3 separate regions of the Mus musculus genome follow, and all the other regions are linked to region 1. A link is a loop called in an ENCODE intact Hi-C map of the cell type or tissue named here. Cell type or tissue: heart. All regions are shown on one strand.

Region 1 (8,000 bases):
GTAACCCTGGCTGTCCTGGAACTAGCTCTGTAGACCAGGGGCCTCAAACTTACAGAGATCCACCTGCCTCTGCCTCCCCTCTTAATATTCTCTGTAAGATTATATTTTTTATAACCTACTTTTAATAAGGGTTTTTAAGTGCCTTAACCTCCCTTCTAGCCCACCACCCACCAAACGTAGTGGAAAGGAAAGGTTAATAGGGCAAAGGAGGAGGTGGACCTGTTTAGAAATAGTTCTTGGGAGAGAATTCAGTTTGCATGGTCAGCATATCAGCAGTTCAGTTCACATGAATCAGCAGCGCAGCTCAAATTCACTTGCAAACACCATTCGTAAATCAGCAACAGCCAAGTCCAAGGAAGCGGCAAGAAGCCACTGGAACACCACGAGATTCTTTGGTGGCATTTCTCTCTGTGAAGTCACTACAAATAAATGGTCACCAGCAAAGAATGGCAAGGCAAATGGATACCACACAGCATTGTCAGCGAAGACCAGCATAAGCAAACCCAAAGCCGACCAGCAAAGAAGGCTAAGGTGTACCAATACCACACAGCACCACCCACTGTCTATTGGGTTATATTTTATACCCATTTTAAACATCATGTGTTCTCTCAAGCATCTGCTTTAACAAAACATCACATGCCCCTTTTCCAGACAGCTTACAGACAAATACCATGTGTCTGTTCTCAGAAAAAAAAAAAATCCTCCCATGTGTCTGCTGCAATAAAACATCCTCTCATAAGACAGTTTCAAATACACACACACAGACACACACACATGATATAACTGAGTCTCCAAAAAACCCAAAAATTTCTACTTCAATCCTATTCTTCTTTGAACTCTTCAGAGGATTAACCTACCAGTAAACCTACCATCTTCATTCATGGTCCAATCACCTCTGCATAACAGCAGCAGCCCAGGGGAGGGGGGTGTCAAGCCTTCACTGTGTGACCTTTTTCAGGGGAACACTTTATTCCAAACCATAATACCAGCCTAGAAATGTCACATCGTCCAGTGTGGGGTGAAATTCAGAGGCATGCACATCTAATACAGGCGTACTTGGTGCTACCTGGGAGGTGAGCATATGGTACTCCCAAGGCCTTGAGCCTGCTGCATGGAAACTTAGTAAAGGAAGCAGTACAACTCTCTTCAAGGATGCTTACCTTCCAGGCAAAAGGATGAGACACACAGGCACCAAGGCAAATGAAAACATGGGGATTGGCAACTATCGGGTCCCTAATGGAAAGAGCAAGATCTGTCTAATATAGATAACCTTTGATTGTCTTATTTTCGACATTTTCATGCATTTATACGATGAACTTTAGTCATTTACACCTTTTATTCCCCTCTCCTACCCTTTTTCCTCTCCTGCTGGAACCCTTCTTCCTTACAAGCCTCTGCTGCTTTTGAGTCCTTGTTTTGCATGTGGCCCTCTAGGTTTCATAAGAGCTGCTTGCAAGCATGCTGGGAGGTTATTTTCTGGAGCAAAGGCAACTTACCTGTGGCTACATCACTAAAGAAAATAACACCGGAGACTCAACTACCTTTAGTTGGAATAGTCCCTCCGGGAAGCAATGAGGTCTCATAGCCCCCTCCCCCATTGTAGTAGGTCCAATATTATTAATAGGTCCAATCTTGTTCAGGTCTTGCTTGTGCAGATAACCACAGCTGGGGTAAATTTATGATTGCAACCTCTATGTCATACCCAGAAAATGTCTTTTTTTTTGCACAACTCCCAACCTTGACTCTTACTCAACTCTTTCCATCACCCCCCCCCTCTATGATATTCCCAGAGCTTTAGAGAGGGTGATTAGATCAGCATTGATGCAGTCAAATTGCTGGCAGTCATCACTGGGTTGGCAGAGTGGGGTCCCTGGGGTTTACCTGATATTCTTCGCAAGTAACAGTGCGGTACAGCACCGGGAACTAGGCACGGAGAGACTGATTCCACTGTCTGAGTCCAGGTTCAGCTACCCACTAATTATGTGGCCCCTGGTCATCCATATGTCTTGGAGCATTTGCAAGAAGAGGTTGCCAATTACTGTCATTTTTGCTCACAGGGCACTTGCAAAGTGCAGTGTAAATGTAAGAGGGTTATTGTTCCCTCCACCTCCAGGGGTAACTGAATATCTACCCAGTCTGGGCTCCCTGATCTCTATCAGACTTTTCCTTCTTTTTAAAACAACTGATTTGTTTTGGGCTAGATTCTCTTTTCAGTAACCCTGTCTAGCCAGGAATGTAGTGAGGAGTCCAGGCTGGCTTCAAACACATAGCAATCTTCCTGCCTTAGCCTTTTCATGGCTGATACAGGCATGTTTAAAAAGTTCTCATTGTTTCAGAATAAAGTCACAATCCTTAGCATAGTTCTCAAAATGTCTTAAAAATCCAGCTCTATCTCTCTCCAAATTTATCTTCCCATTTCTGCACCTTCCTCTCTCTCTCTCTCTCTCTCTCTCTCTCTCTCTCTCTCTCTCTCTCTCTCTCCTGTTTTGTTTTGAGAGAAAGTTTACCTAAGTAGCTCAGGCTGGTCTTGAACCCTCAGTCCTTCTGCTCCAACCTCCAGACTGCTGGGATAACACATGAGCACCTCCACACACAGCCTACATACTCTTATCCTTAAAAGGTGTGTCAGCCCAAATTTCCCCCTTTCCTAGACCATGATCAAAATGAGTCTCTACCCTATTTCAAATTATTTGAGCCACCACCACCACCACCCTATTGAACTGTAATGATGTCTTTATCACTGAAAACTACTGCAAGCTCCAACAAATGTGTATTTGTTACCTCTTGGTACAAAACAATTGGCAAGATTTAGTGGCTTAAGATTTCAGATTCTTATTATCTTATCATTGTGGGTCAGGAACTTAGGAGTGGCTTACACTGGCTCGTTCTAACTCAGGGTGGTTTACAGGCTGTAGTCAAGATGCTAGTACAGAACTCATAGGGTTGGACAATCTTCTTCCAAAGTAGCTCCCTCCCAAGCATGAAGTCATTGCTGGCTGCTGGCAAGAGGTCTCAGACACTGCCATGTGAATTCTGCTGTATAAATATATGGCATCTGGCTTGTCCCAGAGAGGCTGATACAAGCTGAAGGAAAACCTAGAAAGACCTTTTAGAACCTAGTATTAGAGGTAAAAACAAAAACAAAAACAAAAACATGATACCATTTTGTGTTAGAAGTAAACCCACCAAGTCAAGCCCACGTTCAAAGGAAGAGGAATTAGCTGGATTGGAAACATATAAAACTGCCACACTTGGATTAGCATGTCTTTCTTCTCAGGAGTTAGTTATGTCTGTCACATGGTAGGTGCTCCAAGGGTATTATGCCAAATGAAATGGCTAATAAACAAGATAATAACAAACTTTGGAAATACACGGGTGATTTGTGGGGGTCACATGTGGAATGATGAAGAAGGGGAGTGGTGAGAATTCTGAGATGAGCCTTTACAGGACTCTGTGGCTGAGTGAATAAGAAAGGCTGGGAATGGGCTTGCAAAACTCCTGCAAAATGCAGGATGCTGTCAATTCTTAGTATTAAGAGTGTGTATTGCAAGCACTGGGAAGTGTTTAACCCATTGTTTGTATTAAAGATGGCCTGGGCAACCTGGACTTAGAAATGGCTGTGATGGCTGAAGGAAGCTTTTGGTGCTCCCTCGGCAGTTGTCAATGTGATGCACCATCAAACATACATCTTAGAATCTTGTGTCTTATTGTTCAACTATTCTGCAAAGGGAAGAGCTATCAGCTGCAAGAGCAATGTCTAAAACATCTCTGCTTTTTCGACTGTTTTATTTATAAATGGGAGGGGTGGTGAGTTCTACTGTTTCCCATGGATTTTGGCCTCAAGTATTAAACGTTAGATTGACACCATTACATATGCGAAGGAAATTCCCACAAATCATTGACCATTAGAACATTTGTACATTGAGAGTCAAGGTGCTCCAGAGTTCTTTACAAGGCTAGGTCCGAATTTCAGAAGAGTCTTGATTGGGGAGACAGCGTAGTGAGTGATAGTCCATGCTGTGCAAATACTAGGACCTGACTTGGAATCCGCAGAACCCATGTAAAAGTTGGCCACAAGGGGCATTTCTACTGGGAGATGGGAGGAGCTAGAGGAGCAGCTAGCCTGGCCTACCTAGTGGAAAAGTCAACACAAAGAGAGACCTTGGAACAAACCAGGTGGAAGGTGAGGCCTGACACCGGAGGTCACTGGGGCGAAAATACATAAATATGTGAGCTCATGCATGTGCAGCCCCTATATGTCATAAACTGTACGCACGTGCACGCACGCACGCACGCACCGGTCTTAACTTTAAACAAAGGTTAGTCCAATATAGGCATTAATGCCCCCCGCCCCGCCCGTGGAGTTAGAAGCCCTAGGGCTGTCTGTTAAATAGTGCACAGTTTAGAATACAGGAGATAAATTTCTTTAAGGAACTTCATTCAGTTCTAGTTACCTTCAGACTGCTATTTTTGCAAACTCGTAACCGTGAAACTAATTTTAAAAAAAGAAAAGAAATTAAACAGTCCTCTGTTCATTTTGCATTTCTGTACATTTAGAAGCGATTATTTGTTCCTTCATTACTGGCAGGATTAAATCCAATATTTGCTAGTATAATTTATTTTAAAAGACCTTTTGTCCTTCCGGAAGTAATTTTGAAACTTAATATTAAATGGAAACGTTGGGTGAGGATCTTTTTTTTTTTTTTTTTTTTTTTTTATTTCTTCAGTGTTTATTCTTCCACTTCTGATCAATTAATATTGAAGGTAGTGAGCCCTGAAAAACCAATTCTGGGCAGTACCTGGCCTTTTAAGTGAAGGAGTAAAACGCGGGGTACCTGCACGCCCTTGCAAAGTAGGCTCTACTAAGGCAAGGCCTTGGGGTAGCTGCTGAAGGTTCTGAGAGGTTGAACCTACACTGTGCAATCCTTCAGACACAGGAGTAGCCATGCATTCATTTAAGATCCAGCGCAGGGCTGGGGCCAGTCCACAGGCCGGCACGAAGCTTCCCGCCCCGGGCCCTTCCTGCAGAGGAAGAAGCTGGGCGCTAGGAGTGGGATCCCGGCCCACTTCCTGTCCAGCAGCTCGGGAGCCGCTTCCTCTCAAAGCCGGAGGACAGGGCTTCCATTCCCGCGTCTCAGCGAGGTTCACGGAAGAGTGTACCCCCGGTGGAAGCCGCAAGCACCGGTAGCGAGCGCGGCACAAGGGTTAGGCGCGCCGGGCTCGCCCAGGAGGCGTGGCCGGTGGCGCTGGCCAAAGGGCTTGAGGGCGGGGCGGATGGAGGAAGGGGGTGTGGCCAGAGGCGCGCGCCTTTGCGGCCTGGGGGCGGGGCGGACGGAGGAAGGGGGTGTGGCTAGAGGCCCGCGCCTGTGCAGCCGCTGCGGGGCGAGGGCTGTGGCCGGGGGCGGTTCCGGGCGGCAGGCCGGGGCGGGGCGGGCAGAGGAAGGGGGCGGGGCCCGAAGTTGTTCCGCGCTGGGCTGCGGGGCTGGCGTGCGGACCGGGCCGGGCCGGAGAAGTTTTCGCTGGGGCTGCTGAGCGAGGGTGCGGGCCCCCGCAGGCGGTGAACGCCCGCTGCCATGGCTTTCCGTAGGAGGACGAAAAGTTACCCGCTCTTCAGCCAGGAGTTCATCATCCACAACCATGCAGACATCGGTTTCTGCTTGGTGCTCTGCGTCCTCATCGGGCTTATGTTCGAGGTGAGTAGAGCGGGGAGGGGGTGCTGCAGGGGTTGGCGGTCCTAACTCCCGTCCTCCGAGGCGCAGACAGGGATTCCCGGACCTCATCTGGGCTGGAGCGCGCCCGGCTGGGATGTCCCGCACGTTATCTGCACCTCTGGCTTTGTGCACTGTATCCACTCTGGCCTGGACCTAAGAGAGTCCAGACAGCACCCCTAACTCCTAGCTGTGCGGGCCGTGCCATGCTCTGTCGCCCCCCTTGGACACCCACCACATCCTACAACTCTATCTGAATCTCAGAAACCCATACCTGGCCTCGAACCAATTGCAGAGCTGCCTTCCTGGCCCTATGGTTGGGGTTTCCTTTCTGGCGACTTGGTGCCAATGTGGGAAACTCCTAGACCAGCTGTAATTGCACAATCCCCCCTCCTTCTCTCTAGTGGGGGCCTCCAGATCTTCTAGGCTTTTCTAGTGGAAGGGACCCTAACCCTCTCCACCTCTCTTGTGGCTTTCTGGAAGTTCTTCATCCTAACCTCTGGAGCTTGCTCCAGGTGTTCACATGTGGCCCTGGCTCCATCCCAGAGGGACCTTCTGCTACCAACCTCTCTTTAAATATGACCTAAAGGGCTAGTTTTAAGATATCCTTTGGCACTTTGAACTGTTCCTGTAGATCTGTGTGAACTGGACCCAGAGCCTCATCCCCTTTGCAGGAGCCAGTAGAGGGATACTCTCTGTGAAAGGTGATTTCCTAGTCGCTGCAGGGATGTGGGGTGGGAACAGAGAAAGGGATCCTGGATTCAGCACTGTGCTGGTGTAGGCCTCAGAGCTGTCTGTGTAAACCACTAAGGGGTCAGAATCCGAGGTCCCTACTCCAGAGTGCTGCAAAACGGTGATATTGAAAAGTGGGAAGGACTTACTATAGTATATATTGTCTCCAGAGCACCATAGGTAATAGGTGACAGTCCCATGGCTTGGGTCGCCTGGTCTTGAGAACACTCATTCCTATCCTCTCTTCTGTGTAAGTTTCCTGATCTGCATTCTACAGGGTAGTAAGAAGGTGCACCATTTAAGAGTTACTTGTCTATCCCTGCATCTACCCATATCTCCCTTATCTACCCATATCTACCCATATGTCCCTGTTACCGACTCAGGACCTATTTGGCTGAAGAACTTGTCCTCGCGCTGGGGCTGTTCTTGGGTTAGCCGGGTCTGAGCTGAATGCATGCTCGTAGCTAGGCTGTCGGGTTTGCAGGAGAGAAGCTGGGACTGGGGCTGGTGTCCACATTCTTCTGGAAATTCTGTCACTTCACTTTCTTCCTCTCCTCCACTCACATTTTCCCTCGACCTCAGTTTCCTCATCATTGAAGAAACCATTAAAACCAACCTTCCTTATGCAGTGATTTATAAAGCTTAAAGCTGAGGTTTTATCCGCAACAAAAGCCATTCTTCCAGCCAAAGAGCTAATCTGTCTCTTGCTCCTGGACCCTTGTTATTATTTAACATAGTGGCTTAATGAGAAGGCAGGGGACCTGCCCTGCTTCACGTTTGCCTCATGTCAATGTGCAGTCCTCCATTCTAAGACGCTTCTCAGTGTCATGCTCCAGTTCTTGCAGGCTAGGGCCAGATCGTCACATGTGTCAATCATAAACCTCATAGCCATGTGTTCCACAGCTGGCCAGAGCCTTGTGCTTAGCTTGTGGCTCTCTGTGGTGTCTCTAGCTTTTGTTGAGAGTTTGGGCTTTACCTGTCTTAGTGTTGTGCAAAAAGAGACGCACAGAGTTTGTACTGCCTCCTTTGTTCCCTGTCTCTAGCCTTCTGGAGTGCTTTGCTTCAGATCAGTGGTAGTCCTTGGAAACTGACAACTTCTGGGATTGTCACTCCTAGTACCTGATGCCAGAGAAAGGACTAAGGTGATGGAAAAAAAAAACAAACTAGCCATTTTCCTTTTCCTTAGGATTAGCCCTAGGGCTGTAGAAAGGACTTGGTTGAGGTGCCAACACACCCGTCTTCCTAGTTCCATCTTCTTCTGTGGTACTTTTAGCCCTATGGAACTTTGAGAGCAGATGTTTCTTTCTGAAGTTGCTTTGAGGGCTTACCAGTCAGAGCTGGTTTAGGAAGAAGGGGGCTTTCCCTTGAATCTCCAGTATCTGGAGCTGAATCTTGATCTATACTGAGTGTGTCTGTTCCTACCTACTATAGAGAGATTTTGTGGTGTGTGTGTGTGTGTGTGTGTGTGTGTGTGAGATCAGCTATCATAGAACGCTGCTATCATTACTAAATGAGAACAGAAACATCCTGGAAAATAGGGGGGTGGGAGGCACCTCAAAC
Region 2 (8,000 bases), 140 kb after region 1:
TTTTTTGTTTTTTTTTTTTTTTGGTTTTTGTTGTTGTTGTTGTTGTTGTTGTTGGTTTTTTTTCCCCATGTATGGGTTTTTGCTTATAGGAATGTCTGTGTGCCATGAGTGTACAGTTCCTGAGGAGGCCAGAAGAGGGCACCAGATTCCTTGGAACTGGAGTTACAGGTCATTAGGAGCCACCACAAGGGTGCTGGGAATTAAACACTTTGTGTGCTATCTGTACTTTCATTTGTCTTGAGTTCCCTAACTGGGGCCAGCAGACATTTATTCACAGCTTCCCATGGATAGTGCAACACAATAGTACACGCATGTATGTGCGAGCACACACACAATTGTGCATGCTCAGGCATGTGAAAGCCAGGGGACAACCTCAGAGCTGGCTACTTCATTTTGAAACAGGATCTCTCTGTAGTTTGGAGATTGCTAACTAGGGTGACTGGCCAGGAAGCCTAGGGGTCCTCCTGTCTCCACACCCCCCCCCCCGCCCCGCCCTGTGCCCAGCACTGGGATTACAAGTGTACAATACAGTACCCATTTTTAATAACATGGGTTCTGGGGATTGAACTCAAGTCTTGGGGCTTGCACAGCAAAGTATCCTTTTGGCATACTTTTTGTGGGACGAGACACAAAACAGTTGGGAATTGAGATGGGAAAGAAAAAGGCACGGTAGGGTTCTCCTGTAGACCTGGGGACCACAGTAACAGAGGATAGGTAAGCAGGCCTGTCTGTGGTTTGGGGACCCTGCTCCCCCTGATGCCTAGGAGAGTCTGTAATAATAGGAACATGGCATTAGAAATGTGGAAGAAAACAAAGAAATTACTCAAGATATAGCAGAACGCCCTCTCTAACTCTGTGTCTCTGAGAGGATGATGCACATCTCATCCCATCCTGGTGGAAAGAAAGCCTTCCCAAATGCAAAGGTGCCCTGCTCTGGAGAGAGATGCTTGGGAGCCCAGAGAGTGGGTACTGGGCTGTGTACAGAACCCAAAGCATTCTGCTCATTGTAAATGGTGGGAGTGACTGCCAGTGGTGTTCGCTGAAGGCAAACAGCCCCAATAGCCAAGCTATGGCATTATTCTTATATCAGAACCAGATTCCAAGAAACAGTATACAGGACATATATTTCTTTAGCTGTCTTTGAGAAAAAGTTGGCTCTGCCTGGAATAACGCTCGCGTTTACATGAATGAGACATGAGATACACTTACAGCATCGTGCCACCCAAAGACATGGTAATTTGAGGCCAGTTCGTGGTTCTTTAAGCAGGTTTATGGTCTAGAAAGTCTTTCTGGGGATTGTAGCTGAATCCTGGTGCTGAGTGCGTATGGAATTTCATCTCTGGTAGCAGCCAGCCCAGCAGTGTCACTCTGAGGAAAAGTGTGGCCAGTGTGTGCAGAAATGCACCAAGAACTGCACACAAAGGTTTGTTTTTCTACTGAGGGAGGGATGTGGAGGGAATCTACATAGCCCCCTTCTCTCGATTTAAAAGCTCTCCTAGTTCACACAAAGACATGGGGGAACATCTTTTTTCCCTATGTTCGCTTGGTTCTGATGGGGAAGAATGGAAACTTCGGATCCAAAGGCCTGAGTTTCTGGAAGACTCCATTACCAAACCAGGTAGTCCTGTGTTAATTTATTGATTTATGCCTCAATTCCTTATTGTAAAACAGGGGCAACAAAAATGGGAAGTACTAACAGGCTTGTTATTGGGGTGTGTGTGAAAGAAATTGAGAGAAAAACTCAGGATTAGTCAAGTGTCATAAAAGCTGGTACAGTTATTTATAGACTCTGCTGGCGAGGTGTCTTTTCATGTCTGCCCAGAAAATTACCCAGAGTGCAATTCAAATGCTAACAGAACGAGAAGGAAATATTTGAAGTCTTTCTAGGAAGCAGAACCCAGCATCCTGAGCTGTTTAAAAATACTCTGGAAACAATCTGCCACCCCCAAATGTGTGCCCACAGGAAGGCAAGAGCTTGCTGGGCCAGGCCCATGAATGGAAGAACCTAACAATAACCTGGTTTTGTGTAAATGGAAGGAAATAGATAATTGATAATTTAAAAAATTAAGAGCGACCAGAACACCCACCCCCACATTTCCTGGTTTCAGTAAAGTCCCCATAAGGGCTTGTGTGCTCCATCCTAACTACCAACCTCTGTCCTCACCATTCTCCTTTCTAAGCTGGCACACTTTGGACAAAACACAGCCAGAGTCCTCACTTCCCTTTCACAGTTGATGGACCTGGGGATGTAACCCAATTGATAAAGCACTTGCCCAGCAATCAGAAAGCCCCGGATTTGACCAGAATCGCTGCATAAGACCTTGCTATGATCACAGCACTCTGGAGTTGTAGGCAGCAGGACCAGAAGTTCAGCTACATAGCAAGTCTAAAGCCAATCTGTGGAACATGAGACTCTGTATCAAAACCATAGGGCTGGCGTGATGGCTTAGCTCTTAAGAGCTGATGGTGGCTCTTGCAGAGGACCTGGGGTCAATTCTCAGCACCCACATGGTGGCTCACAACCACCAGTAACTCCAGTTTCAGAAGATCCAGTGCCCTTTTCTATCTTTCATGGGCCCTATACAAATTGGAAGCACAGGCATACTTAAAGGCAAAACACCACACTCATAGAATAAACCAAACTAAACCAAGCCAAGCCAAACTCACCCTAGCTCTCCCGCTCACACTTCTTCCTGACTTTTTCTCCTGGCACCGATAACACAATGAATACACTTCATCTACTCGGTTTTCTGTTTGTCTACAACTAAGGGTACTGTGTGCTTTCTTTGCTACTGGGTTCCAGGGGCTTAGAGCAAAGCCTGGTACTCGGCAGTCCTAGCTGTTTGCGAGATGACTATCAGTGGATTCACGTACGCAGTTTTCAGGCTGGGCGTGCTGGGCTCGCTGGGCTCGCTGGGCGGGCTGGGCGGGCTGGGCGGGCTGGGCTCCAGCTAAAGGCTCTCTAGCACAGTCCTTGCTGGGCATCTGAGTCTGAGGAGGCATGTCATACAGTTCTCTCAACAGGAGAGCCAGTGCGCCACCTACTTTGTCTGCTAACCTGGCGTCATCAGGTTATGTACATGGCGTAACGTCGGGAGGGGGTGCAATGGAGCTCTTGGCATTCCTGTAAGCTGAACTGAATGAAGACTGCTGATTTCGTACTTTATAAAATGAAAGCAGTCAGTTGCTTAAAAACCTTTAGTTCCTTCCCCTGCCTCCAGGGACTTTTGGATGGCATTAACATACATTTTACTATTCAAAATGGTTTGATAAAACCTTTTTCTTTTCCCTCAAAACATTTGTTATTAAATAGGTCTATGGATTATCTTTTCCTCTCACTTTTCTACATTTTTTTCAATAATCAGATATTGCTTTTAAAAAACAAAATCAAGACAAACAAAAGACCCACCTTTCCACCGATCTTTCTGCACAGCTCCTTGAAAGGCAGGGAACCTTTGTAAAGCTCCACCCTTCTACTCTTAGCTCCTATCTGTCGGAGGAAGCCAATTGCTTGGGCAAGGGACAATCCCAGTGACACATGACGGGGATTTGGGGTTAGGCAAGATTATCAGACAACTTTCACGGAAGAATCAAACACTATTTTCAAAAAAACTCTGTGGATCTGACTTTGTGATCCACTCAGGCTGATTCTGAAGAACACAACAATGTAATTCATAATTTTTATATCTCAAAATAATGTAGGCCAAAATCAATTCAAAATCCAAGATCTTTAATAAGATTGTGATGTAGCTAGGAATATCTACGCAATTATACTGAAATCTGCAGAGAAATCAACTCCACATTTCTTCGAAGGGTAGTTTATTCTGCAGTAGACTTATTTTTCAAAGTTTTTATATCTTCCTAGTTTTAGATAGGTGTAGTGTTCAACCTCTTTCAGTTGGCAGTTGGCAGGCTAAATAAAACCCAGCTTTAGAATGAGCTCTGGGTCCATTACCAACAGGACAAAAATCCATGTGCAAAATCTGATTAATGATTATTCACGTAAGTAGGTTTATAGAGACAGAAAAAAAATCCCACACTTTTTCTTTAACCAAGCAAAACACAGATCTAGCCATGAAGCCTTGGCAACAAGCTCTGAGTGTACTGAGAGTGACAACATCACCCTCTGGAGGATGCAGGTGGAACTACAGAATAGTAACCAAACAAATGGAGGGCGACCGAAACAGGGCTAAACTACCCTCCTGTCAGGGCTCTGAATTCTATTTCAAGCTTCCAGTCTATGGCTTACACTATTGTTATTGAGAGACTTAAGAGCTGAAATTGTAACCCTGACATCTTTAAGAACTTTAAAATTAGTTTTATTAGAATTGGATATGGTGTTGGTGCAGCCTGGAATCCCAGCTCCTTGGCCGACTGCGACAGGAGAATCCATCTGGAGTTCCAGGCCAGCCTGGGATACACAGTGAGGTCCATCTCGAACAAAACAAACACCTTGAACAAGAAACAACAAAAACAGCCTTCACCGTCAAACAAAAGTCAGGATTCTGAAATGAGAAACAAGCCCCCCATGTCCAGTGTATCCTCTTCTTGAACTAAGTGGGGCCTTATATCAACCCACAAGAATCTTATTCATGAGAAAGTATAGATGACTGATGGTTTAATCTTATCAGAGGCGTTTACATATTAATGGGTTGAAAGTCTTAACTAAGAGAGGCAACAACCAAAATTTCTAGTTTTGGAGAGCAAGATAAACTATCTCCCTTATACCTTTTTAAACATTATGCTGATTTTGCAGGGTGACAAACTCCATTGTAAAATCAAGAGGCATGCATACTCCTCTTTACAATTTTTGGTTGTTACTTTTAAACTAGCCTAGTCTTTACCATCCTGATAGGCCCATTTTAATGACACTGTTTGAGGACTCTGAAGAGTTAAAAATCACCCATTTGTGTATGCATTTGTAAAGGCATTTGCATTATTCCAATTAGATACTGGTGTTTTCCCCCCACCTCAGTGCCCTCCCCAAATATCTATTATAAATACACGGTTGCTTGGCCTGGGGTGCACATCAATGGGAGAACTCTTTGTTAACATGTTGCAGGTCTTAGGTTCAAGTCCCAACTCCATAGAAATCACTTTCTTTTTCTTTTTCATCAGTTCCCAAGTCCATAGTTAGCAATAGTTGTATAATTAAACTAGGAACTGAACGCCAGTATCTCACGTTTCTCACGGGCGTCACGGGTGTCACGGGTGTCACGGGTGTCACAGACTTGTGAGGAACAGAGTTCAGCTCGACCCTAGGCTGCAGGACCATTGAATACCACAGATCCCTGTCCACAAGACTCAGAATGCCACACCTTTAGCCCTGCCATGTGGGAGGCAGAGACAGCTTGATTTCTATAGAGTTCTAGAGGTCAAGGTTTGCATGGTCTACATAAGGATTTCCAGGACAGCCTGGGTTATACAGTGAGATCTGATCTCAGGAAAAAGGAAAAAAAAAAATCTTTGTTCACAGATACCACCAGAAGACCGCCTTCCTCATCCCTTTCCTCTCTCACGTTTCCCACCAACTTTTAAAAGAATACAGTCTTTGAATCCACAACAGCAGAACTTCTAACACTTTCTGGTTCCCATTTTAAACAGACCCTCTACTTGGAGCGTTTACACATACACACCCTAAGAAGTCTTTGCTCAGTCCAAACCCGTTCAGTTTTGCTAACATTCCTTGGCATGAACTTGACCTAGACAATCAGAACCTTGGGTCATTTGGCTAGCATAGGCGTTCATCTTCTTGACCATGAATGAACAAGAACCCCATCTAATAAAACAGTGCAGGAGACACATGCTCTCTTGATTTAAAAGCAGCAGGGATACTGCTGCTGACCCCTCTCACATACAGATTAATAGTTGATTGACAGGTCACTCTAGCTTTTGGGGGTTCCTTTTTTTTTCTTGTCCCAAGAACACAAAACAGAAAAATTCCATGTGTGCATATATTAAAATAAAAGAGTTTAGACATTCCCATGTATAAGGCACAAAATTCACAAGTCACTCGCACAAAAAATATATATATAGAAAACAAAGGTTTTAAGACTAGCAAGAGGAGGTTCATTAACTGGAGTTGGAAACTTTAGCTTCCTTTTTTAGTACACAGGGACCTTATAATGATAGGAAGTGCAGCCTGCGAGTAGAGGGCACCTCAGCCCTTCCTCAAACACAGCCTCCTCCACTGGGTTCATGCAGAAGACAGTCCTCGGGGAGAGCTGTGTGGCCAGAACATCTCAGCTGCAAGCACCACTCCCCTCACATCAGGGGCTGGCAGCCATATCACGGACAGTGCCTTCGGCCATCAGGTGCCTCGTTCTTACTCAAGGGACCTTCAGGGGCCAACGACGGTGAGCACACATTCACCCCTCCTAGGACCCATTTTAAGGTTTCTTCTCAAGTCGGAGGTGGAACTGCCTCATGAGGACTCTGAACTGGGGTAGCTGCGTTGGTCCTTCACGGGGCAGCATCTAACAGCAGCTTGAACCTTGGATCTTAGGATCCGCTTGACATAGTCTGCTTTCTCGGAGAACTTTAGAACCATGCTTGTAAAGGAGTCTCTTCAAACCTTCAGACAACCAATCTCCTGACCTGCAAGACAACCCTAAGTGGCTGGCAGTTAATACTGCTGTCCTCAGATATAAACTACAAGGGTCCCATGGGCAGCAGGCAGGCAAGGGTAGCCGTGCTTGCTGGCTGGGTCTCTTGGCAGCTCTTGGCACTGTTAAATCTGTCGATACCTCTGTATTACGCGGGAATCAGCTTCCTGAATGTTCATATGGCTCCAAGCATTTCCTGGAAGGGTAATAGCTTCGGGATTCTTTGTTACCATGCAGACTAGGGATGAGAACAGTAGTACTTCAGGCAAATTGGCCAGCTTAGTTGGTTATCCTGAGAGAAGAACCAGTGGTCGAGACCAGGAATGATAAATTGAATAGTCCATTTTGTCTAAGAGTTTCAAGGAAACTTCTTGAAGATTCTGTTTTTTTCCACCCAAAGCAATCTGAAATCCTGATAAGACAGAGTTCGTTGGTCAGTTTACACAGACACCAAGCCCAGCAGCGCGGAGGGTGGCTGTTCTGTTAGGGCAAGGTTATACTTGGCAGTCCAGTTTAAATATCTGTCTAGTTTCAGGACTACTCTTTGGAAGCTACAACCAGAATTCTGCTCATTGCTCATGGGTGAAGATGGCTCTCCTTAGTTTGGGGTCTCATGAATCTTAGCCAAGATCTCTTCCCAAACAAGGCTATCACCCAGACAGAAAAATGAACGCACTGTTTTAAAACTCTCAAATGGCCTGCATTTGAAATTCCATAGTCATACCATGCCTTTGAAAATACATAATAATTTTGTTTGAGATATGGTATCTATCATGTATCAAAGGCTAGCCTTGAACTCACTATATGTCAGAGGGTGACCTAGAATTTCTGATCTTCCTGCCTGTGCCTCCCCCTGGCTTCTGTGGCCCTGGGAAATCAAACCCTGGGCTTTCTGCATGCTGTATAAGCACTCTCTACCAATGTGAGTTTCATCCTCAGCCCGTAATACATATTAATTTAGAAAAAAAATCAAGCCTGAAAAATAAAAAGTCAACTTCTATTATTGGGTCAAGTTTTCTCCAAGTCACAGTAGCCCACCTCCACACCTTTCCTCATTTGAAGGACCTCAGGAATCTTTCTTAATCAGTCTGTCCTTGACCTTGTGCCTCAGGAGGGTGGCGGTGGCCGCACTGCAGGCAGCTAAAACGAAAAAGGAGAGACAGGCGCTGTACACAGACAGGGGACCGTGGCGCTGGAGGAAGATCTCATGGCGTCCCTGGTAGTCCAGAAGAATGGCCTCCAGCTGGGAGAGCGTGCAGACGGACAGGAAGGCGTGGAAGATTTGATGTCCGTGGCCCACAATGTCACAGGAACCGGGGAAGTACTTCTCGGGGACAGGGCACGAGAAGAAGTATGCGCTGACGAGGAAGAAGAGGATCTGAAGGGTGTGGTACC
Region 3 (8,000 bases), 130 kb after region 1:
CTAAACTACCATACCTTAAACTTCTGCTTTAAGAGTACATTTAAAAAATTATGTGGATGTGTGTGTGAGTGCAGATGCCCTCAGATCTCCTGGATGGTCAGGTGGCCATGAGCCACCCATTATGGGTGCTGGGAATTGAACTTGAGTTCTCTGCAAGAGCAGATCTTGCTTTTAAATGCTGAGCCACCTCTGCAGCTCCAAATGTTGGCTTCTTAGCATCACAAAACGTACATCAACATGTTTTGCTGCATGAAAAAGCTTTGTTTTTTAAACTGAAGCACTTGGGTCAGGAGCAAGGAGGGAAGTAGAAACCATCTAAGGTTAAAATAGAACAGCCCTGCTCTGTGATGTCCGATTCGCCTCTACCATACCACTTCATCTGTATTCTATTTTTATTTTTGCTAATTTTGTTTTTCTTCTCCGGAGATCATGAGTCATGACCTTTTCTGAAGTTCACCTGAAGCAACAACTCTTCTTATTATATTGACACTGATACATTCATATAAGCCTTTGAAAAGCAGCTTGCCGGCATATATGTGAACTCCCAGCAACCCTGTCCTTACACATTGATTTTTAAAATACATTCCCAAATTATGGGAAATAATAATATGCTTGAAGCTGACAAAGATATGTGCCATAATAGTGACAAAGATATGTGTGTGCCTATGATTCTTAAATGTTGAAAACAATCTAAACAGCACACATGAGGAAGAAAGGAAACAATGGAAATTTCACGTAGTGGATTGTTATGCCAGAATTGAAATGCTTCTAAATACCATGCAGCAGCCTGGTAAAGTATCTACATTTATTAAGAAAAAAAAAGCATCGTATAAAATTATATCAATACACTATAATTATAAGCATACAAACTGGAGTTGGTAAACATCTGAACTAAGTGTTTCTAGATTATGTTCCTTTTCTGCATGAATACGCATTTGTTTGTTATCAGAAATAGAAAAAAATAGATAAAGGAGGAAAGCAAAATTAAGGTTATAGCAATTCAGTGGGGGGTTATGTTCTTTGTGGGGTCACTCTCAAATTGTCCACATGCAATATGGTTAACATGTTATGCATACATGATTTACAAATAATCATAAACTTTATTTTTATTAAGAATAGAGAGAATAACTTGACTATCTCTCAGTTTCCTTGGAGTCTAGCCTATCCTTCCCTCCTCTCTTATGGTCTCTACTACCATAAAAGGTCTAGTGGTCTGGACTGAAGTATGTCCAAGACACTTCATCTTTCCATATAAATATTTAAAGTCTGGCACTCCTACCCACACTTGTAGAATCTCACAAATCAATTGAGCCTTTCCTCGAGGGTATCGACCAAGCACCTGAACTTCTGTTGTTGCTGGGCTTTGATGCGAGCTGCGCATTCCTGTACACACATGCACATATAATCCACACTTGCAGATACCAAATGTGTTAGCTGACGCTACACAGCATATGACAATGTCTACAAGTTTTAGATCATATAAAAATTTAAAAGTTCATTAAAACAGAAAATCTATGATGCTGGCCAGGCACCATATGCCAGACTTCTTTTAATCCAGTCCTTGAGAAATGGTGGCTAGAGATCATAGTGAGTCTGGGGATAGGCTAAGTTACACAGCAAATTTCAGGCTAGTCGGGTGAAAAGAGAGAGAAACCCTGTCTCAAACAAACAAACAAACAAACAAACAGGAATCACATTGAATGAGCTTGTAGCTTTAAAAGATGACCATCTTAATACAAGACTAGAAGAGAGTCTGAGAGTCTCACCACATTTTCAACTAAAATTGAAATCTGTGTCCCCTAGAAAACAAGTAGATGAAATAATTTGCCTTAAGAAATGGAAAGAGAAATGTAAGAGTCTGAATCATTAAACCGTATAAATACAAATGACCACTGGCTTACCTATGGTCATCGTCACCCAATCTTAATGTTGACTCTTCAGAATTACTTCTGTAACTCTGATAATTTTTTTAAATGCCGAATGCTTTTGAGAGTTAGGGTTGGGAGTGTAGCTCTGTTGTTAGAGTGTTTGTCTGACACAAAGATCTGTCTTTGGTGACCTGCCTGTAACCCCACACTTAGGAGCCCAGAGGATCAGTTCCAGATCAGCCCAGACTATATAGTGTGTGAAGTCAACTGGGACTGCTTGAGACCTGGTGTCGAAAGAAATGAACAAACAGTTAACCTATGTTAGGAGGAAACTAAGAACCCAAATTACTGTTATCACTTGGCTTTGATATGATAGGACGTGTTTGTTGTTGTTGGGGTGGTTTGTTCTGAGCATGTGTGTGTGGGGGGATATGAGTGTATATGCACATGCCTGTTTGCATGTATGTGGAAATACATATGAAAGACCAAAGTTGGCATGGGTAGGCTGCATCAGGTAAGGGTCAGTCTAGCTAAGCGTCTTGCTTGGGTATTAAGGATCTGAACTCCACTCCTCTTATGAGAGCAGCAAGTGCTTTATCCTCTGAGCCACTTCCTTTTCACGAAGCTCCTGTTCTGTCTGGTTTGGATCTGCTGTCGTTTGGAGACAGTGACTAGCTATGTAGCCCAGGCTAGACTCAAATTGGCCACCCGTATGCCTCAGCTTCCTGAAAGCTGAGATTACGAATGTGCATCGCCACCCTGGACTTTATTTAATTTAATATTTAATTTCATCTAGATGATGACTATAAACAGTTGGGGCAAAGGAGTAAAATGCAATCTGAACGGGAGCCCTGTGTGTTGGCATGTCTTTAATCCAAGCAGTCTGCAGGCCGAGGCAGGTGGTTCTCAGGTTCAAGGCCAGCCTAGGCTGCAGACAAGATAAAACAACAACCTCCCCCCCCACACACACACACAGTCTGAAAATGAATCATGTGTGTAAGTACACACACACGGGCTACAGAAAGAGAAACATTAAGTGGTTCATTCCTATGGTTGAGACGGAAGAAATACAAGGAGAGGAGGAAGAATGCTTTACAGAGAAAAACTACAAGAAAACCAGCATGTGGGGGCGGCGGGAGGTGGGGGATTCAATTCTAGGGAAGGCTGTAGCTGGAGAGAAAAGTGACCCTTAACTCAAAAGGCCAGAGACTGGGGTGGGGACCCGTCAGGAAAGGAGTACGTGGAAAAGATGCATACACATAGAGGAAAGGGGTTGAAGGGCAGTGACCCTGAGGATTCAGAAGCGGTGAGACAAATCCAGAATGAGGCTGCTGTGGAGAGACGGTAGGAGAGGATGAAGGCGCTGAGTAGGGTTACAGTGCAGCTGGGGAGAGGCCTGGAGACAGCCTGGGGTAATCGGGCCAGAAGGCAGGTAGATGGGGCAGTAAAGAAAGAACAGGGCCACGGTGAGGACCCAGGAGGGTGAGTGGACTACCAAGAGGCCAAGCAAAATCGGCAGAGGCTGGGATGCGCGAGGACGACGGAGCCTGCGGAATGAAGGAGCGCAGAGGCGAGCCAAGTGGAGAACCCTTCGGGCTGGCCCTCACCGTGGAGTCTGTAAAGGACGAGCCCGGGAGAAAGGGCAGGCCGTGCACCGGGTTGGTCCCCATCGCTGCCCTGCAGCTGCCACCTCGGTTGCCTTTTGCCGCTCGGGTTACCCTGGCAACAAACTGCACTCGCGGGCCTCTCCAGACTCCCTGGTAACGCCAAACACACTAGTCGAGAGAGGGGAGGAGCGGCGGGGAGGAGGGGAGGATGTTAGGGGGCGGGGAAAGGGAGGCGGAGGCCAGGTCTGCGCCTGCGCACAGCACTACTGACTCTAGTGGCCACAGGACGTGGCTAATGGGTGTGGCAGAGGCGGCTCCGCCCCCTTTCTTTCCCATACTTTTCCCTTTCTCCTCAGCCCCCACTTCCTGGCTCCCAGAGGATGCAACCTAGGGGTGGGCTGAAGAAAGCGGATGTTCTTAGGCCTTGGCTCGCGCAGTGAGGTCTGGGATTGGACCACGTCCCTTTAGATCAGTTGTTACAAAGAAGTTCCTTGCTCCACGTTAGTCCTCCCAAGAGCTCAGGCACCCTTTCTCTGGGGAAAGAGCTGCTGTCCTAGTCCAGACACAATGTACAGTGGTTGCTCCCCAGTGAAAGCGCTAAATACTTCAGACTCATCAAATTATGAGGCAAGGGCTGTGGATTAGATTATAATCGACTGCATTTTCGTTGCTCAGACTTGATCCGATTTGAAGCCCCAGTCTTTCCACGGCTTCCTGGTCCCCTCTTAGCTATCTGTTCCACCGTAGATTCCTATAGATTGTGTGCTGAGGTCTCAGAACTTTACTGGGTATCTGTTGACTGAAAAGCTGGAGAGTGCCTACGCCTACCTTAGTCCTTGCTTTATAGCTATAGCATCAGTGATACATAAGAACCACAGAGGAAGAGAGAACCTTCAAAGAGAGACCGAGTCATGAGAAAGAAGTAATTCAGGGGAGTGAAATATTGTCAGGGTCATGTGTACTGCAGAGTATAGCATTTTCTGGACAACTTTTTTTTTTTCCTTTAAAAAAAAAGTGACCCCATTCCTGAAAGATCATCAGGAAAAGAAAGAAACCAAGAGTCTGTCAGCATGGGGAAATAAAAGGGAAGCTAAGATGCCCAGAGATTTTTTTCCATTATGTCTCAAATTTCCTAGGAGTTTGGTCTTTATAACATGTTTTCTGACCTAGGAATTTAGAGAAACGGTAGAGTAGTAAGCCTGAGGGAGAGTATCATGGGTCATTTGCTGCCACCAGTTAAGATGGCAGCTGCATTAGTCAGGGTTCCCTAGAGGAGCAGAACTGATGGAATGAATAAACACATTGATTGATGTTGGCTGTAGGTGCCGAAGTAAATAGAGAAGCTTACCAAGATGCTAAGCCTTCATTTTCTGAAGGGGCAAGAGGGTTCATCCTTCTTGGAAAAGGCTGGCATCCCGCTAGCTCACTCCAGTGACTTTGTTCAAATATTATACAAGCTTAATTGGGGCTGGGAAGGTTCTAGCTACCAAAGTTATCTTGCCTTTGCTGCCCATGAGAGCAGACGAGCCTTTTGATCACTGCTAGCTATAATCAAAAGTAAGAACTCCAGGTTTGCTAGGAGCACCTTAAAACCAAGGTTGGTACAGCTGCAAGCTCTCACATAGGACCAAGTGCAGATTCTCTAGAGAGAGACGACATTTCCTCAGGTTTCAAACAGTCTCAAAATAATTTTTAGCTTCTACTAATTGACCCAAACATAGCGAAGACTTTGCTGAAACATTTCAATTAAATCCAGACATAAAGGTTTTACCATACCTTTCATTTAAAGCCAGACATAAATGCTTTACTGTACCTATCACTACAAACACACACACACACACACACACACACACACACACACAAACACACCACACATGGACACACCATACACACATGAACACACTGGATTTTGGTTTATTAGAGTGCCTTACAGGCTGTCATCCAGCTAGTCCAACAGCTGTCTATCAACCAAGGGTCCAAGAATTCAGTAGTTGTTCAGTACACAAGGCTGGATGTCTCAGCTGGATGTCTTCAGTATATGCCAGAGTCCCAAAGAAGTAGACTCTAATGTCAGTGAAGGAAGGGACTTGCTAGTCAGAGCAAGCAGGCAAAGAGAGAGCCAGCCTCCTCCTTCCACATCCTTTATATAGGCTGCAAGCAGAAGGTGTGGCCCAGATTAAAGGTGGATCTTCCCACCTCACGAGATCTTAAGGGTGCGTCTTCTGACTCCAAATTATTTCATTAAGAAAAATCTCTTACAAGTATATCCAGCCACTTGGGGTTTAGCGAATCCCAGATAGTGTCAGGTTGACAAGCAAGAATAGATACCATATCTGCTTTGCCTTTATGGCTGCTTATCACAGCAAATCATCCTGTGGGTTTCACTAACTGGCATGAAGCTTCAGGGGCCAGGGTGAGAATGCAGTAAGTAACAGCTAAAGATGTTACTGGAGAAGGCTATGCTTAACTCACAAAATTCTTTTCCTGTACTTCTTCCTTTCTCTCTACTATTGTTCATTCATGTCTTCCTCCTCCTCCTCCTTCTCCTTTACCTTCTTTTCTTCTTTTAAGACAGCATTTCATTATGTATTTCTTGCTGACCTCCTGAAATTCTCCACGAAGCCCAGACTTACAGAGATTTGTCTATTTAATTAAAACTTTCAATGAATTGACTAGCATCACAGCAGTTGCTGAAAATTTTAAAAAGTTCCCACCATTGCACCGTCCCCAAGCCAGTGACGAGGATGGCGACTGGGAGTAGTCATGATGAACATCTCAGCCCATCAGCTCCCCGCTCCTCAGTACCTCAAAGCTGCTGGGTATCCAGCATCAGTGATGAGTGACTCACCATGATAGGCTTGTACTCTTGCAGGCCCACGATCTCTCCATTCATATCAGTTCTCCTAAACCCCAGGGCACATAAACAGGCTTGGGAGACTATGGCTGAACAGTCTGGCTGCTCTGGGTCCACCTTCCCTGGTGCAAAGGAGGGAGCTTGTGGGACTGGAAGGGTCAGTCACACCTGAGCCCACTGCTCTGGAGGAATCAGTTTGTGTTTGAGGAGTGGCTTCTGTTCGTGTACTTTTAGAGTAAACCCTACTAGTCAAATGGTCAGCGGAGTGTCTTTTAGTTTACTTTTGTACCACAGAAGGGCATAGGTAGAGACAACTTCCTTGGTCTGTGGCCTTTAAAAATTGCTATCCATTTGGAAAGAGGACATGCCAGGTCGAGTCTCTGCCGTGATTTGAATGTGGTCTGTCCACTGTGGTGCTTATGTTGAGATGTAATTGCTATGGTGATAGTGATCATGGCGCGGAGAGAAGGTTTTGTCTTTGAGGTGACTAGGTCATGGGGCAGCTGCCTTTGTCTGGTGAGCGAGTTGTGAGTAGTTATTATAAGAAAGGGCTGTTATGAAGCAAGGTATCTTTTGCTTGCTTCTTCAACTTTTAAGGACTAGTAGTATGTAGCACATTAATACATAGTAGATGCAGACACCACATTCTTAGATTATCCCAGCCTTCAGAAACTGGAGTCACAACAGAATTCTCTGTTCTCTCTGGTGTGTGCTCGAACATTAGGATCATAGTGCTAGGATCCAGTACTTTGGAGAGTGCAGCAACTTTAAGGCTGAACTGAGCTAAACAGTGAGAGTCTGTCTCAAAAAACCAAACCAAACCAAAACCAAACAACAGCAAATAAGATGGGAAAAAAATGGTAAAAACTGGAGGAAGGGTTTGGGAGCTATGGAATGCTGTTTTGGGAGCATGACATGGCCTTGCGTTCGTGAAGGACAGCAGCTTTAATTTTAAAAAGTATTTTTGCACAAGACATACAAAATTGGACCCATCAACACTCTATCAGAGATGGAGAAGGAGCTCAGAAGGCTGGAAGATGTCTCCCAAGGAACCTGACAGGACAGGGCCTGAAAAGTCCCCTCTAGGGACTATTTAATTTAATATCCATCACTTCTTTGACTCTCTGTGAAGAACTGACTTCATGGTTTTCAATCCCACGGCCTCCCTACTCTTCAGTTGCTAAATTCCCAGGACAAATTCCAAATGGCTGTGTCTGTGTTCTGGATTATCTTGGCGGTGATTTTTGCTATTCTCCTCTTTTCTGCTGGACAGAAATAGCAGGCCTTGAATTCTAGGTGGGGGCAAGAGGGACAACTGGCCAGTGGCATGTCCCCAGAGTACCCTCCCATACTCAATCCCATTATCCTCATTCTCTGGAGCCTCTTATCTTAAAAGAGGACTGACCTTGTCAAGTGTCACACACCTGTGATCCCAGTACTCTGGAAGGGAGGAAAGAGGACCACAAAGTCCAGGCTATGCAGTATGCTGGCTAGTCTTATGTCACCTTGACACCCAAACTAGAGTCATCTGAAAGGATGGAGCCTCAACTGAGAAAATGCTTCCATAAGATCCAACTGTAAGGCATTTTGTTAATTTGTGGTTGATAGAAGAGAGTCCAGTCCATGGCTGGTGATGTCATTTCTAGACTGGTGGTCCTGGGTTCTATTAAA

The links. Hi-C counts contacts between places; a loop is a spot of excess contacts. Peaks named below come from ENCODE experiments on the same cell type or tissue, not always from the same donor. Only the 100,000 strongest peaks of a DNase experiment are listed, where the experiment ranks them.
Region 2: it touches region 1 in a loop (3-fold over the local background); 11 of 42 quality-filtered maps call a loop at or near these places.
Region 3: a loop joins it to region 1, with 3 times the contacts of the local background. A loop is called at or near these places in 11 of 42 quality-filtered maps.

The regions. Positions count from the first base shown.
Region 1 is chr1:21,076,687-21,084,686 of GRCm38, reverse strand. Tram2 (translocating chain-associating membrane protein 2) reads left to right here and starts at 5,462. Exons shown (of 11, transcript NM_177409.3): 1 at 5,462-5,693. The coding sequence starts at 5,574. In heart, CTCF peaks have their summits at 4,068 and 5,131; DNase peaks (open chromatin) are centred at 5,236 and 6,876; H3K4me3 peaks cover 2,555 bases; H3K27ac peaks cover 2,178 bases.
Region 2 is chr1:20,935,360-20,943,359 of GRCm38, reverse strand. It overlaps Paqr8 (progestin and adipoQ receptor family member VIII), which reads right to left. Exons shown (of 3, transcript NM_028829.4): 3 at 3,710-8,000. The coding sequence ends at 7,672. The region is part of intron 1 of Gm51618 (a long non-coding RNA gene); the gene reads left to right. Among named protein-coding and RNA genes, the nearest start is that of Efhc1, 12 kb to the left of the region's middle. In heart, a CTCF peak has its summit at 4,134; a DNase peak (open chromatin) is centred at 3,039; H3K27ac peaks cover 316 bases.
Region 3 is chr1:20,947,272-20,955,271 of GRCm38, reverse strand. Efhc1 (EF-hand domain (C-terminal) containing 1) reads right to left here and starts at 3,646. Exons shown (of 11, transcript NM_027974.1): 1 at 3,476-3,646. The coding sequence starts at 3,538. The region is part of intron 1 of Gm51618 (a long non-coding RNA gene); the gene reads left to right. In heart, a CTCF peak has its summit at 3,768; a DNase peak (open chromatin) is centred at 3,751; H3K4me3 peaks cover 1,362 bases; H3K27ac peaks cover 1,694 bases.